Regions from separate parts of the Homo sapiens genome. Here region 2 is linked to region 1. Evidence: chromatin loops called from intact Hi-C (ENCODE). Cell type or tissue: GM12878. All regions are shown on one strand.

The links. A loop is a pair of places that touch in the nucleus more often than their neighbours do. Peaks named below come from ENCODE experiments on the same cell type or tissue, not always from the same donor. Only the 100,000 strongest peaks of a DNase experiment are listed, where the experiment ranks them.
Region 2: a loop joins it to region 1, with 7 times the contacts of the local background. A loop is called at or near these places in 3 of 110 quality-filtered maps.

The regions. Positions count from the first base shown.
Region 1 is chr20:3,706,617-3,714,616 of GRCh38, reverse strand. SIGLEC1 (sialic acid binding Ig like lectin 1) reads left to right here and starts at 2,017. Exons shown (of 22, transcript NM_023068.4): 1 at 2,017-2,147; 2 at 7,380-7,537; 3 at 7,911-8,000. The coding sequence starts at 7,489. In GM12878, a CTCF peak has its summit at 3,535 (motif pointing right); no DNase peak of the experiment used is centred here.
Region 2 is chr20:3,215,591-3,223,590 of GRCh38, reverse strand. It overlaps ITPA (inosine triphosphatase), which reads right to left. Exons shown (of 8, transcript NM_033453.4): 6 at 4,959-5,074; 7 at 1,674-1,750; 8 at 1-225. The coding sequence ends at 129. Among named protein-coding and RNA genes, the nearest start is that of ITPA, 10 kb to the right of the region's middle. RefSeq lists a silencer at 4,720-4,989. In GM12878, a CTCF peak has its summit at 4,916 (motif pointing left); no DNase peak of the experiment used is centred here; H3K27ac peaks cover 503 bases.

The sequences.
Region 1 (8,000 bases):
TCGTCATCCTCTTTGGACCAGCAGGTTAGTTGGAGCCTGCCCCTTGCATGGCAATGACAGAAATTCAGGGGGAAAGGCAAACTGCTTAAGTACGTTTCAAGACTTAGTTTGTGTCATGTCCGTGCACATCCATTGGCCAGAGCAAGTCATATGACTAAGGTCAAAGTCAAGGGATGCTTTCCCACCATGAAGCCAAGGGGTGGATGTATAGAGTCCCAGTGGACTGAAGGATTGGTACCCATGTGTCACAACCCCACAGGCCTAGAGCTGGGTGTCTCCGGACCAGCTGTTGAGGGAGGAAGTAATGGGATGAACCCTTTGTGTTTTGGCCGAAAGAGGAAATGGCCCAAGCATAGGAGTGGACACAGGAGCTATAAAGAGGAACAGAGTGATAGAGACCTAATATCTCTGTAGCCTGAGCATTTCAGGGTGGAATGTCACCAGACATCTGCTTTGGGGCACCATGGCCTGCGATTCTGGATCCACCCTGATTTAGGGTTTCACATCCTTTTACACCTGCACACGTGGCCTTGCCCTCAGGGTACAGGGGCCTAATTTGCTGTGGCCAGCTCCCCACCAGTACAGGTAGGCAGGGACTGAGTTGAATTAAGTTTGAGTTGTGAAATTAAAAAAAAAAATGGCCAGGAGTGGTGGCTTACGCCTGTAGTTCCAGCACTTTGGGAGGTCGAGGTGGGAGAGTCACTTGAGCCCAGGTGTTTGAGACCAGCCTGGGAACATAGGGAGACTCCGTCTCTACAAAATAACTTAAAAAATTAGCCGTGCATAGTGGCAAGCGCCTGTAATCCCGGCTTCTTAGGAGGCTGAAGCAGGAGGATTGCTTAAGCCTAGAATTTCGAAGCTGCAGTGAGCCAAAGTGAGCCAAGATTGCACCAGGACACCCCAGCCTGGGCGACAGAGCAAGACACTGTCTCAAAAAACAAAAACAAACAAACAAACAAAAACCAAAAAAAGTCTTGTTGCTTGTATCTGGGATTGCTTGGAGCAATTAACATCTGCTTCACATGTCAAGTGCCTGCACAAACTAGGCCCTCAATAAGATGGGCTGCAGTAATGTAACAGTAACTAGCTGTGGTGGGGGCTTTCCTTTCCTGTCCCAAGGTGGGGGTGAAGGTATAGGATAGTGGCCGGGTGCAGCGGCTCACCTCTGTAATCCCAGAACTTTGGGAGGCCGAGGCAGGCAGATTACTTGGGGTCAGGAGTTCAAGACCAACCTGGACAACATGGTGAAACCCCGTCTCTACCAAAAATACAAAAATTAGCCGGATGTGGTGGTGCATGCCTGTAATCCCAGCTACTCGAGAGGCTGAGGCAAGATGATCACTTGAACTCGGGAGGTGGAGGTTGCCGTGAGCTGAGATTGTGCCACCGCACTCCAGCCTGGACGACAGAGTGAGACTCCATCTCAAAAGCAAAAACAAAACAAAAAGAAAAAAACCAACAACAAGAAGCCAAAAACCAAAAAACGTACAGGACAGTGAGAGGGGAAAGAGAAAACCTGAGGAGTGTCCTGGACATTGGGGCCTTATGTCCCCCACAACACGGGACTGCCTCTTGGGGGTTCTTAAGAGTACTCAGTGGTACAGGGAGGCTCCTGAATGGCTTGGAGAATAACTGCCTTGGTCTGGGCATCGTGTAGTGCATCCCCACCCCAGGCTGGGCGCGCCTCCCTCTCAGGTGTCAGGGAGGAGAGCTGTGTGCAGGAAGCCCCCTTCCACCTCCCCCAGCCTCCCTAAGGGGCTCAGAGAGAGTGGGGTGTGGATTTGGCTGGTGAATGGGAGTCCCCCACTCCATTTCTCACTTTGCCTGGGGAGGCTCCAGCGTTGCAGCGGTCCCACTTCTGCTTGCTGGAGTCCCTAAGTCCCTGGCCTTGCCGAGGGCCTTCCCCTATGGAGGTCTTTCCCGTTTTGGCATTGCGCAAGGCCTGCAGCTGCCTCCCTGACCAGCCTCTGGGTTGGACAGTAGAGCTGAGGCTTTGGGAAAGAGGAAGCAGCCCCTGATACGGGATCCTTCTCTCTTGAGCCGGCAGAGCCCTGGGGAGCCAGCTGCACCAGGAGCTCTTGGCCGTCCTTCCTGTTCTCCTCTCCGCAGGTCCAGCACCGCCGCAGCCACTTCCTTCTGTGGAGCAGGTACCCCTGTCCCTGGTCCCTGGGCCCAGAGGGTGAGTGGAGCATTAGGAGCGGGGCTGGGCTGAAACTGGCTGAGCGGGATAGGGGCAGGGGTCGGGGGGGGGCTCCATCTGGGTGCGAGTGGTGGACCCCAAACCAACCCAAGTCCAAGACACTAATCAAAGATGGACTCAACTGAAACCCTTCCACCACCCCCAAATCCTTCCAACCTGCATCCCAATCCCAGTCCCGACCATCACCCTGCTCTGACCCTACCTCAGCCCCAGCCCCAGCCCCTATTCCAACCTTATCTCACCCTCACCTCACTTGCACCCCAACCCTAACCATTTACTCATCTCATCTAATCCCAACCATCCATCATCCCAACCCTAACCACAACTCCGACTCTATCATCCTCATCTCAACCCAGCCTCCACCGTATCTTAACCATCACCTGCACCCAACTCCAACCTTCACCCTTACCCCCACCCATCACTCAACCTCAATGTCCACCCCAATCCCAGCCTTAATTTGCTTCCAGAATTCCAACCTGATCATCACCCTGACCTCAGCCCCAGCCCAGCCCAACGATAATCTCTCCTTACTCTAACCCCAGCACAATTCCACTTCATCCATCACCACTTCGTCCGTCCACAGGAGGGCTTCTGGTGCTGTCCAGCACAGTTTGGAGAGTGAGCACTCCAGCCAGAAGCATTTAGAGCCAGATTAAGGAATGAAGTGTGAAATTTCTACTGCCCATGTCAAAGCCAATAAGCATTAGTTATGGATTCTATGGCTCTGAGAATTAAACATTTGGCCTGTGATTGGGGATTTCCACTATTTTGACCATAATCTGCTCCAGGAATTGCCCATCCGTACCCTGACTCCCTATCTGTGGGCCAGTAACCTCCAGCTGGCCATGTCACCCTGTGTTCTTCCTTCTCTAGCCCAATGGGGAAGTTGGGGAGAAGCCTTGGTGTCAGGAAACAGAAACTGAATCCTACACCCGGGCCTAGCTGTCCATAGGGAAACTGCCTCTGCCCTTTCTTCCCCAGCTAAACTTGGCCTCTGGAATCAGAGGTCAGGGACTTGGGGCCCCAGCCAACCCTCCAAGACCTCCTGAGGCACTTGGTCTCAAACAGGCAGCAAACGTGAGTGCCCACTGTGTACCAGGCCAGCTCAAGCCACCCTGATGCAACACATACCAATAGTAGGAGTGGGGATTTAAAATCCTGTCTTCAGAGCACCCAAGACTTGGAGACCCAAGTATGAACCTCAGGAACCTCCTGTCTGGGGAACAATGATTTCCAAAAGAGTCACCCAAGGGAGGGATGGTTCAGGGCTGCAGAGCTGCCTGCTCCCTGTTGCTGGCACACCGCCCCCTTTCCCGGGACCCGCAATTCCCCCTCGACCACCAGGGGGCGCTGCGTGCTCACTAGGCCACAGCTGCAACCCAAGTTGCGGGGGGCGGGGGGCGGGGCACTGTCCCCTCAACTCCAGGCTTTCAAACAGGGACAGAGATCTCCTTTCTGAGCGGTCCCTGCTCTTTCTGTTTCCAGAACAGTTATCTGGGCTGAAGCTGGCCTTTGTGGTGACAGGCTGAGCCAATAGGCTGGATTCCGGTGGGGCTGACCCCTTTGGGGTTAGGGCCGGGCTAAGCATAGGTGGCCTCTACATTATGTGATGGGAGTGGTCCTGGAAAGGGTCCTCCCCCGCGCCCTGTTCCAGGGTCGCTGTGTCCAGAACCCCACCATTCTTCCATCAGGTTCACGATTGCCCTTTTCAGGACCCCAAATGGGAGGAACAGGGGAGCTGGGACAAGATAGCTGCCCTGGCCATAGCAGAGCTGACCCTGACATCCCCTGTGGCCAGGGACACATCTGACCCCCAGTGTGCCCAGCAGGCTGCTTTTCTTCACGGTGAGGTGTCCAGGTCCCAGGGCCCCAGCTATATCATTCTCCAGTGGCCAAGAACCTGGTGTGGAGGCTGGGGGTGCATCTTCCCAGAAGAGGAGGAGGCCTAGGGCTTCCTAGAGAACTGGAGATGAGCCCTTGGGCCTCCATAAATGGCCAGATCAGTCCACTCCAGCAGCCTGCGAGAGGGCTGGGTCCCCTGGGGAGCGGTGTCCTTCCTGTCCCAATCCCGCCCTGTACTGTGCCCCCTGCTGGGGCACCTTCTGCCTTCTGCAGCAGGCTAAGTCCCACCTGGTCAGCCTGACTGGCCCTGGGCCTCGGCTCACCCCCTTCCCAGGTGTGACCCCTGGTAGTCATTGGAATCTGCTGAGCCCAGCCCCTGAGGCGGATGGGCTGGGAGCTGGGAGGTCATGAGTTTCCTGTCCCCACTTCCAGCCTCCTCGTTCACTTGGCCAAGTCAGCATTTAGGACCAGGGAGGATTGCAAAGTTGGCAACATGGGTGTGTATGTGGTGAAATATACATAATGTAAAATTTACTGTTTTAACTGTCTTTAAGTGTACACCCCATGACATTAGGTACATTTGCAATATTGTGTAACCATCACCACTATTTCCAGAACTTTTTCATTATCTGAGAGACTCAGCAATCATTAAACATTAGCTCCCCCTCCCTGCAGCCCCTGGTTACCTCTATCCTATTCTACTTTCAGTCTCTGAATATACGTAGTCTAGATATTTCATGTAATTGGAACCCTACAATATTTGCCCTTTTGTGTCTGGCTGGTTTCACTGAGCATAATGTTTTCAAGGTTCACATATGTTAGAATTCATTCCTCCTTATGGCCGATTGATATTCCATTGTATGTACATACCACAGTTTGTTTATCCACATCCATTCACTGATGGACACTTGACCTGTTTCCACCTTTTAGTGGAATAGTGCTGCCGTGAACATTGGTGTACTCTGTTAGAGTCCCTGTTTTCAGTACTTTTGGGTATATACCTAGGAGTGGAATTGCTGGATCATATGGTAATCCTATGTTGACTTTTTGAGGAATGACCCAATTGTTTTCCACAGTGACGGAACCATTTTATATTCCCACCAGCAATACACAAGAATTTCAACTTCGCATCCTCACCAATATTTATTGTTTTCTGTGTTGCTTTGTTTGTTTGTGAATAGCCATTCTAACGGATGTGAAGTGGTATCTCACTGTGGTTTGGTTTTGATTTGCATTTCCTAATGCCTAGTGATGTTGAGCATCTTTTCATGTCCTTATCAGCCAGTTATATATCTTCTTTGAAGAAATGTTTATTCAAGTGTTTTGCCCATTTTTGGAGTTGGATTTCATGGTTTTTTTGGTGGTTGTTGTTGTTCATTGTAGGAATTCTTTATATATTCTGGATATTAGTCCTTTATCAGATAAATGATTTACAAATATTTTCTCCCATTCTGTGGGTTGTCCTCCTTTTATTCACTCTCTGGATAGTGTCCTTTGATTCATATCCTTTTTTTTTTTTTTTTTTTTTGAGACAGAAGAGTCTCACTCTGTCACCAGGCTGGAGTACAGTGGCGTGATCCTGGCTCACCGTGACCTCCGCCTCCTGGGTTCAGGTGATTCTCCTGCCTCAGCCTCCCGAGTAGCTAGGACTAGAGGTGCACACCACCACACCCAGCTAATTTTGTATTTTTAGTAGAGACGGGGTTTCACCATGTTGGCCAGGATGGTCTCAATCTCTTGACCTTGTGATCTGCATGCCTCAGCCTCCCAAAGTGCTGGGATTACAGGCGTGAGCCACCGCACCCAGCTGTTGTTTGTTCTTTTCAGACAGGGTCTTGCTCTGTCACCCAGGCTGGAGTGCAGTGGTGCAATCATGGCTCACTGCAGCCTCGACCCCTCCCCTGGGCTCAAGCGATCTTCCCACCTCAGCCTCCAGAGTAGCTGGGACCACAGGCCTGTTTTTTAATTTTTCGTAGAGACAGAGTCTTGCAGTATTGCCCAGGCTCGTCTTGAACTCCTGGGCTAAAGTGATCCTCCTGCCTCAGCCTCCCAAAGTGTTGGGTTCACAGGCATGAGCCACTGTGTCTGGCCAAGTTTTAAATTTTGATGAAGTCCAACTTACCTATTTTTTTTTTTCGTGCTTTTAATTTCATACTTAAGAAAGCATTGCCTAATCCAAGGTCATGAAGATTTTCACCTGTTTTCTTCTAAGAGTTTTATAGTTTCACTTATATGTGTTTCTGGCATCTCTTCCTTTTGGGCTCAGGTCTATGGTACCCCTTAGACACTCCCTGACCAGGGGCACTCCATGGTTGAGGGCCTGCCTTTTTGGATATGGTACACTCCGCACACATTGAGCTCATATTTGTGGGGTATGTGTTCCACAGCGCTCTCATGCTACCTTTCAAACCTAGACTTGCCTTGCCACCTCCCCACTCCAACTCTGAACCTCAGCTCTGAACCCCTAAAGACCTCACCCCTCTCTTAGTCACTAAGGGGTTTGCTGAATGCCTGGTAGGCTCCGCACTGCTATGGGGCACATATCTTCAGTTCTAGGTCCTGAGAAATGGGCTCTCACAAGCTGTAAAAAACAAGGCAAGGAAAATAGAGATAGCTCTGGGGTAGCTACAGGAACCTCAAAGGAGAAGTTCCAGCTGGAAGCCAAATTCATGCTGCTCCTTGAAGGTTGAATAAGGTTTCAGCAGGCAAAGATTATCTGTGGTGGAGATAGAGCTGGGCAGCTAGGGAGCCCTTGAGCAGACAGAACTGCCCCCAGAGTGGGTCTGCGGAGAGCAGGGAATGGGGACAGAGCTGGGGGCAGGAAATGAGGACTTTTCACATCTCACGGGCAATGGGGAGCCACAGAAGGTTTTTGAGCAGGGGAGTGACTGTTAAAGGCAGCACTTCGGCAAGTTCAGTAAAGCCCCATTATGGTCTATAGTTAGTAAGGCAGGTGGTAGGAGACAAGCCTCAGGAAGAAACCATCATTCTAGCTGGGTGTCTTGGAGTGAGTAACTGGGCATCTCTGGGCTCCAGTTCCTGTTGGTTTGGGTGGTGGGGAGGGGGCAGGGAAGTGGGGAAGAGGGAGAAACAGCTGTTCATCTGCCTTAGGGTGGTATCCTTGAGGGGCTGGGAAAGCAGAACTTGGGATAGGGCCAAGGGACACACAGGCTTTTCTGAGGCAGGCCACCAAGTGAGGGCATTCCTGGGCACAGCCTGAGCTGGGAACGTGGCCTCCTGGCTCTCTGCTGGTGTCTGACTCAGAGGTCTTTAAGAGCCCTGCCCTCTTATTGGGTTGGCCAGCAGAGGAGGTGGGGACACAGGCTCGGACTTCTAGCAGGTGCTGGGGCTAAAGTGCCCAGAGGTGTCCCTGGAGGCCCCTGTGAGCCCAGCCAGCGCAGTGCGCACCACCCTCTTAGGCAACAGGAGCAGCACAAGAACCTGCTATGGGCTTCTTGCCCAAGCTTCTCCTCCTGGCCTCATTCTTCCCAGCAGGTAAGCTTTGCGGGCCTAGTGCCTGTCTTCCAGGGTCCAGCCTTCATAAGTCCAGCCCTTGGCAGATTAGACTATGCCTGGGTCACATGTTTGGTTGCTGAGGTCAAGGGAGGGCCCAATCGGGCAGTGGCCAGGAGCTGGGCAGGAAGCTGCCATCTGTCTTCGAGCCACCCTACCAAACCTCTGAGCAGCCTCGGGCAGTGGACTGACCCCTGGGGCACTGAGAAGGGCTGCTCTAAGTGTGCATTTCTCGGGGCAGGGCAGAATTTGGGAGCCCAGCTGGGGCACCTTCTCTGGGGCAGGTCGCAGGGCTCTGTGGCACCCTGAGGCCTGTATCACCCTCCCCTCTGTCCCCCTGCCGTTCTTCCCCCAGGCCAGGCCTCATGGGGCGTCTCCAGTCCCCAGGACGTGCAGGGTGTGAAGGGGTCTTGCCTGCTTATCCCCTGCATCTTCAGCTTCCCTG
Region 2 (8,000 bases), 490 kb after region 1:
CTACTCGACACCCTCACAAAGGGGAAACCCTGAAGGAAGTACTTCAGGGGGTGCCTGCCCGATGCGGGAGGTTTTGGGCTAGCCCTCCCCAGATCCCCGGCCTGAGGGGCCTCCTCCAGCTGCAGAAGTCAAGCTGCCAAACTGCCAAAGTACTCCTGCAGCTCCAGCAGGGCCCGGAAGCGATGGGAGACAGCGTTCTTCTCCGCCTTAGGCATCTCTGCGTACCTGAGGGGTGACAGTAGCAGCTCAGGGAGCCCAGATTCAGGAAGGAAGTGCACCCCCTCCCAACCCTACCTCATCTCATCCCTGGAGACCAAAGCTCACAGACCCCAAGGAAAGGGGAGTGGGGCCCAGCAGCTCCTGGCAGCCAGTGAATTTTTAAAAATCGGATAAAGTTTTCAATTCCCCTGTAGGCAGAAACCCCCATGAATGAGCATGGAGGGGTATTAAACTTGCTCTAGTGTGCCCAAAAGTCATTAAGGGAAGCTGGGGACAGGGGGGGATGAGCTGCATGTTTGATCAGCTTTGTCATCTGTTGACAGGAAGCAGTGGGGCCTGACAGAGCAAACACAGCAGTCTCCTCTCATGCGCTGAGGGCGGGGGAGCACTTGAACAGCTGGCCAGGGGCCCGACCTCCATGCCAGCACCGCAGTGAGGTGAGAATCCCATACCCCGCCCGTGGCCTGCAGACTGCTCTGTGCAAGACGGCGGCCAGTAGCCACTAGCCAGGTGTGGCTATTTAAATGAATTAACGCTGAACAGAAATATTCCGTTTCTGGGTCTCACCACACGCAAGTGCTCCACAGCCCCATATGGCTAGTGGCTGGTTCCACAATGTCCTCACCCCTGCTGGGGCTATTGTGGGGCCTCACACTGCGCTCCCTAAGGGCCCCTCCAGCTTGGAAAGCCTGATTCCAACAATGGCCCGTGCCTTGTGTGAACAAGGGGCGATTTGTGCGAACTACAGAGAACAACTGGTACTTGGAGGGCATAAAATAGTGCCCACCAGAGGCTGCAAAAGCCTGGACATTTTCCCAACCTAGATGGGGGTCAGAAAATGATGCCATAAAACTGTCAGATGTGGCCAGGCGCGGTGGCTCACGCCTGTAATCCCAGCACTTTGGGAGGCCGAGGTGGGCGGATCACCTGAGGTCAGTTTGAGACCAGCCTGGCCAACATGGTGAAACCCCGTCTCTAACAAAAATAACAAAAATTAGCTGAGCACGGTGGTGCGTGCCTGTAATCTCAGCTGAGACAGGAGAATTGCTTGAACCTGGGAGGCAGAGGGTGCAGTGAGTTGAGATCACGCCGTTGCACTCCAGCCTGGGCAACAAGAGTGAAACTCCATCTCAAAAAAAAAAAAAAAAAAGTCAGATGTACAGCTTACAAGCCAAGGCCAGAAAGGCGAAACCACTGGCTACACAGCTGATGTGGGGTGACCTGGAGCCTTAGAGCCCAGGACTCTCAGTGCCATCTGGCTGCCTCCCCAACCATGGACTGGGCCACCCAGATTCCTAGTGTCCACCCCAGCAGAGCTGCCTGTGGCTGGAACAGCACCCTGGGAGCCTCCCCTGCCCATATCCGCATGCCTGCACTTGGGCGGGGCACTGGCCCAACCCAAACCATGGCTGTACCAACCCCACACCCCAGGGAAGAAAAGCAGGGCTCCTTACGTCTGCTCATATCCATCAGGCTGAAAGCAGGGGTCCCAGCCAAAGTCCTGGCAGCCTCTGGGTGCCACGATCCGGCCCTGCCACAGGAAAGGGGGGACAGGTGTGTAACTGGGTCCAGAGGACAAGCACGAGGAGGGCAGTGGCCAGTATGAGTTTGGTGAGTCTGTGAATTTGATTTGACCCAACTTACGCAAAATGTAGTTGCAAGGCCCCTACAGCACCTGCAAATGTTTGCTGAATACAATAAAAAGCAGAGCGGGGCAGCTCTTCCCTCACACACAGGGAGGAGGCATGGACCCACAGGACCACCAGCACCTCCGGGGCCACGCGCCCTCGCCAGCCACACCCGGGACAAATTGGGACATCACTGAAGAACAATGAGGCTACTTTGAAAGATAGACAGAAAGAAAGATAGACAGAAAACGTTTTCTCCTAATAGGAAGCTAAGTACCCTGAACTCCGTGGACAAGCCAGATGCCGGCTACTATGACAGCGTTCCTGAAAATACAAGGAAGACTTTAACAATAAGATGAAACACCGCAACAGGAAGCAGGTACCCAACTCCCCACTTCATGAACACATTAGTGAGTACAATACGTACTGGCTGTAGTAGGGAAATTCCACAGTGAAAATGTTAGAAAAAGAACAAATTGTAATCCAGTGACATGAAATGTCATGTTGTTATCAAAGTAAAAAAAAAAAAGAAAGAAAAGAAAAAGAAAATCTGGCCAGGCGCGGTGGCTCATGCCTGTAATCCCAGGACTTTGGGAGGCTGAGGTGGGAAGATCACTTGAGCCCAGGAAATTGAGACCAGCCTGAGCCACGTGGCAAAGGCGAAACCCCATCTCTACAAAAAATACAAAAATTAGCCTAGCCTGGTGGTGTAAGCCTGTAGTCCCAGCTACCTGGTGGGAAGACTGCTTGAGCCCAAGAGGTCGAGGCTGCAGTGAGCTGTGATCCAGTCCGGGCGACAGACAGAGACAAACACTCCAAACAAACAAACAAACACTCCAAAAAACAAACAAAAAAACCCAAAAGATTCTAACTGAAAAAAATACAAGGGACCAGGTGTGGTAGCTCACGCCTGTAATCTCAGCGCTTGGGGAGGCCGAGGAGGGAGGATGGTTTAAACCCAGGAGTTCGAGACCAGTCTGGGCAACACAGTCAGACTCTATCTCTACCAATTTTTTTTTTTTTTTTAATTAGCCAGATGTGGTAGCTCACACCTGAGGTCCTAGCTACTCGGAAGGCTGAGGTGGGAGGATGACTTGAGCCTGAGAGATCAAGGCTGCTATGAACGGTAGTCATGCCACTACACTCCAGCCTGGGTGACAAAGCAAGACCCTGTCTCAAAAACATTTTTTTTTACTCTTTAAAAAATACAACGGAGGTGGTACATGATTGGGATTAGTCACATAGATGCCAAGTAATTTAGACCCAAAGGCAAATTCTGCTTCTGCCGTGAGGAGCTGCGTGACTAAGGCCAGTTACTGAACCTCAACCACGCAACAAATGTTTTTTGCTCACGCCTATAATCCCAGCTACTCGGCAGGCTGAGGCAGGAGAATTGCTTGAACCCAGGAGATGGAGGTTGCACTTTGGGAGAATGAGGCCAGCGGATCACTTAAGGTCGGGAGTTCAAGACCAGCCTGGGCAACATAGTGAAACCCTGTCTCTACCAAAAATACAAAAATTAGCCGGGTGTGGTGGTGCACGCCTGTAGTCCCAGTTACTCTCCAGGGTGGGAGATCACCTGAGCCTGGGAGGTGGAGGCTGTCGTGAGCAGTGATAGGCAGTAGGGGGTGTTGAATACATCTCACGGAAGGAATAAGTTTGGGCAAATAATTAAGGTTTGTTTTTTTTTTTTTTTTTTTGAGACTGGGTCTCACTCCGTCACTCCATGGCTGGAGTGCAGGAGTGCGATCATAGCTCACTGTCCCGTCAAACTCCGAGGCTCAGGTGATCCTCCCACCTCAGCCTCCCAAGTAGCTAGGACTACAGGTGTGCACCACCATGTCCGGCTATTTATTTATTTTTGAGACAGGGTCTGGCTATGTTACCCAGGCTGGTCTCAAACTCCTGGCCTCAAGCAATCCTCCTGCCTTTGCTTCACAAAGTGCTGGGATTACATGTGTGAGCCTCTGTGCTCAGCCTCTTTTTTTTTTTTTTTTGGAGACGGAGTCTCACTCTTGTTGCCCAGGCTGGAGTGCAGTGGCGAGATCTCAGCTCACTGCAACCTCCGCCTCCTGGGTTCAAGTGATTCTCCTGCCTCAGCCTCCCCAGTAGCTGGGATTACAGGTGCCTGCCACCATGCCCAGATATTTTTTGTATTTTTAGTTGAGACGGGGTTTTGCTGTGTTATCCAGGCTGTTCTTGAACTCCTGACCTCAGGTGATCCGCCCGCCTCAGCCTCCCAAAGTGCTGGGATTACAGATGTGAGCCATCACGCCCGGCCTCATTTTAAAATTTTTTGCAAAGATGGGGTCTTGTTATGGTGTCCAGGCTGATCTTGAACACCTGGGCTCAAGAAAGCCTCCCGCTGGGGCCTCGCAAAGTGCTAGGATTACAGGTGTAAATCACCAAACCTGGCCAAGAATTAACATTCTATGCTTGAACCCTGGAGGCGGAGGTTGCAGTGAGCCGAGACGACACCACTGCACTCCAGCCTGGGCAACACAGCAAGACTTTGTCTCAAAAAAAAAAAAAAAAAAAAAAAAAAAAGAATTAAGATTCTATTATACATAAACATGAAAAGCTGGAAAGGCTGAGAGATAGTCAAGCACCTTGGCAGTTGAATAAGGAAATCTGAGGTTAGAGAAGTCTGGGCTATAGATGTAGCTTTGATCCAAGTGTGGTTTCTCACTAACAAAAAATAAATAAATAAATAAAATAAACAGAAAAAAATAGCTTTGGGAATTGTCACCTTCAGTTTGCACTTCTGGGTCTATCAGGCCTCAGGAGCTGTTAGCCAACTGTTTCCCTGAAACAACAGCCTCAGGGGTCAAACAGGTTTCAGAATTGACAACACTTCCATTGTCCTGCCCAGGGGCACCCCTCAGCAAGGCGTAGGCAACTACTCTGGCCCCAGGGAACCCTTTCCACCACCCTCCTAGGATCCACAGCACTTCTACCTATGCTGCGCAGGGGAGCCTCTCAGCAAGGCACAGATATCTCTGGCCCCAAGGCGCCCCTCCCACCACCCTCCCGCAGACTCGGGGCGGTCGGCTCGGGTCGCGGCACCCCCTGGCGGCGCGCGGCGGGAACTGCATCAAGGTGGGTACGCACCGAGGTCCGGCCCCTGAACAGGCGCACGGGCTGGCTTGGGTCCCCGGTGCTGAGTGCAAACGTGCAGAGCGCATAGGCTGACTTGTCCTCGAACCCGGCCAGGAGCTGGTGGAGACCTGCGGGTGGGCAGTGAGGGCTCAGTGCATCCCTAATGGCCAACTCCCACCCCCACTCCCAAGACGCCCACTAAGGGTGGGGAGGGAGGAATTCCCTAAAAGGGGAAATTAGGTCTCAATTGGGGTAGCGGGGGCGGCAGAGCCCAAGGCAGTGGGACTAGGCTTGAAATGGAAGTCTCTGGGCATTCTCGCTTCCCTCTGGCACAGGCTGACGATACAAGGCTTTATTTAAAGTCAGAAAACTAGCCAATGCAGTGTGGACCTTGTTTGATTTCCTGATTCAAAACTAACCAACTGTAGGCCGGGCGTGGTGGCTCATGCCAGTAATCCCAGCACTTTGGGAGGCCGGGTCGGGCAGATTATGAGGTCAGGAGATCGAGACCATCCTGGCTAACACGGTGAAACCCCGTCTCTACTAAAAATACAAAAAAATTAGCCGGGCGTGGTGGCTGATGCCTGTAGCTCCAGCTGCTCGGGAGGCTGAGGCAGGAGAATGGTGTGAACAAGGGAGGCGGAGCTTGCAGTGAGCCGAGATCGGGCCACTGCACTCCAGCCTGGGCGACAGAGCGAGACTCCATCTCAGGAAAGAAAAAACAAAAACAAAAAAAAACCCACAAAAACTAACCAACTGTAATAGGCACTTTTTCTACAACCAAGGAAATCCAAAAAATGATTATGTAGTATTTTAAAATGATTATAGTTTACTTGTTTAACAGTTTTTAAATTTTTCACCTTTTAGAAATACAGTGGCTGCACTCGGTGGCTCATACCTGTAATCCCAACACTTTGGGAGGCCAAGGCGGGTGGGTTGCTTGAGCTCAGGAGTTTGATATCAGCCCCAGCAACATAGCAAGACCTCACCTCTACAAAAAACACAAAAATTAGCTAGGCATGGTGGCTTACACCTGTAGTCCCAGCTCCTCAGGAGGCTAAGGTGGGAGGATGGCTTGAGCCCTGATGGTGGGCAGTGAGCCGAGATTGAGCCACTGCACTCCAGCCTGGGCAACACAGGGAGACCCTTGTCTCCAAAAAAAATTAAAACAAATAAAAATAAAAATAAATACAAGCTGAAGAACTTACTGATGATATGATGTCTGTGATTTGCCTTAAAATACTGGACTGAGGAAAAATAAGGGGGGTTACAGATGTCACAAAATAGGCCTCGTGCTGATAACCCTGGAAGCTGGTTGATGGCAACTGAGGTTCATTATTCTACTATGCTTTTTTTAATTGACAAATAATAACTGTATATATTTATGCCCATTATCCTATTATGATATTCTACTATGCAGGTTTGAAATGCTCTATAATGTAAAGTGTTTTTAAAAGCACATAAGGATGGGTGCGGTAACTCATGCCTGTAATCTCAGCATTTTGGAAGGCCGAGGTGGGTGGATCACCTGAGGTTAGGAATTCGAGATCAGCATGGCCAACGTGGTGAAACCCTGTCTCTACTAAAAATACAAAAATTAGCTAGGCGTGGTGGTGGGCACCTGTAATCCCAGCTACTTGGGAGGCTGAGGCAGGAGAATCACTTGAACTCAGGAGGCAGAGGTTGCAGTGAGCCAAGATCACACCACTGCACTCTAGCCTGGGCGATGGAGTGAGGTTCTGTCTCAAAAAAATAAAATAGGCTGGGAGTGGTGGCTCATGCCCGTAATCCCAGCACTTTGGGAGGCCGAGGTGGGACCACCTGAGGTCAGGTGTTTGAAACTAGCCTGGCCAACATGGCGAAACTCCGTGTCTACTAAAAATACAAAAATTAAGCCGGGCTCAGTGGATCACGCCTGTAAACCCAGCACTTTGGGAGGCTGCGATGGGTGGATCGCCTGAGGTCAGGAGTTCGAGACCAGCCTGGCCAATATAGTGAAACCCCTCTACAAAAAATACAAAAAATTAGCTGGTCATGGTGGCAGGTGCCTGTAATCCCAGCTACTAGGGAGGCTGAGGCAGGAGAATCACTTGAACCCGGGAGGCGGAGGTTGTAGTGAGCCGAGATCGTGCCATTGCGCTCCAGCCTGGGCAACAAGAGTGAAACTTGTCACAAAAAAAAAAAAAAGGCCAGGCATGGTAACTCACACCTGTAATCCCAGCACTTTGGGAGGCCGAGGCAGGCAGATCACGAGGTCAGAAGATTGAGACCATCCTGGCCTACATGGTGAAATCCCAACGCTACTAAAAATACAAAAATTAGCTGGGCATGGTGGCACGTGCCTGTAGTCCCAGCTACTCAGGAGGCTGAGGCAGGAGAATCGCTTGAATCCGGGAAGTGGAGGTTGGAGTGAGCCGAGATCATGCCACTGCACTCCAGCCTGGGCGACAGAGCAAGACTTTGTCTCAAAAAAAAAAAAAAAAAAAACTTAGCCAGCGTGCTGGCGCATGCCTGTAATCCCAGTTGCTTGGGAGGCTGAGGCAGGAGGATCGCTTGAACCAGGGAGGCAGAGGTTGCAGTGAGCCGAGATTGACGCACTGCACCCCAGCCTGGGCGACAGTGAGACTCCATCTCAAAAATATAAATAAGTAAACAAATAGGCTGGGTGTTGTGACTCACATCTGTAATCCCAGCACTCTGGGAGGCCAAGGTAGGCGGATCACTTGAGGTCAGGTGTTCGAGACTGGCCTGGCCAACATGGTGAAACCCCCTCTCTACTAAAAATACAAAAATTAGCAGGGCGTGGTGGTGGGCGCCTGTAATCCCAGCTACTTGGAAGGCTAAGGCAGGAGAATCGCTTGAACCCAAGAGGCAGAGGTTGCAGTGAGTCGAGATCACACCGGTGTACTCCAGCCTGGGCAACAGAGTGAGACCCTGTCTCTAAATAAATAAAAGCACATAAAGAGGGGACATTTTGGCTTGCAACTGTGGGTGACAGGATATGCACTGCTGGGGTCCAGGAGGGGCAGTCCTCCAACTCCCAGGGCAGGCCCT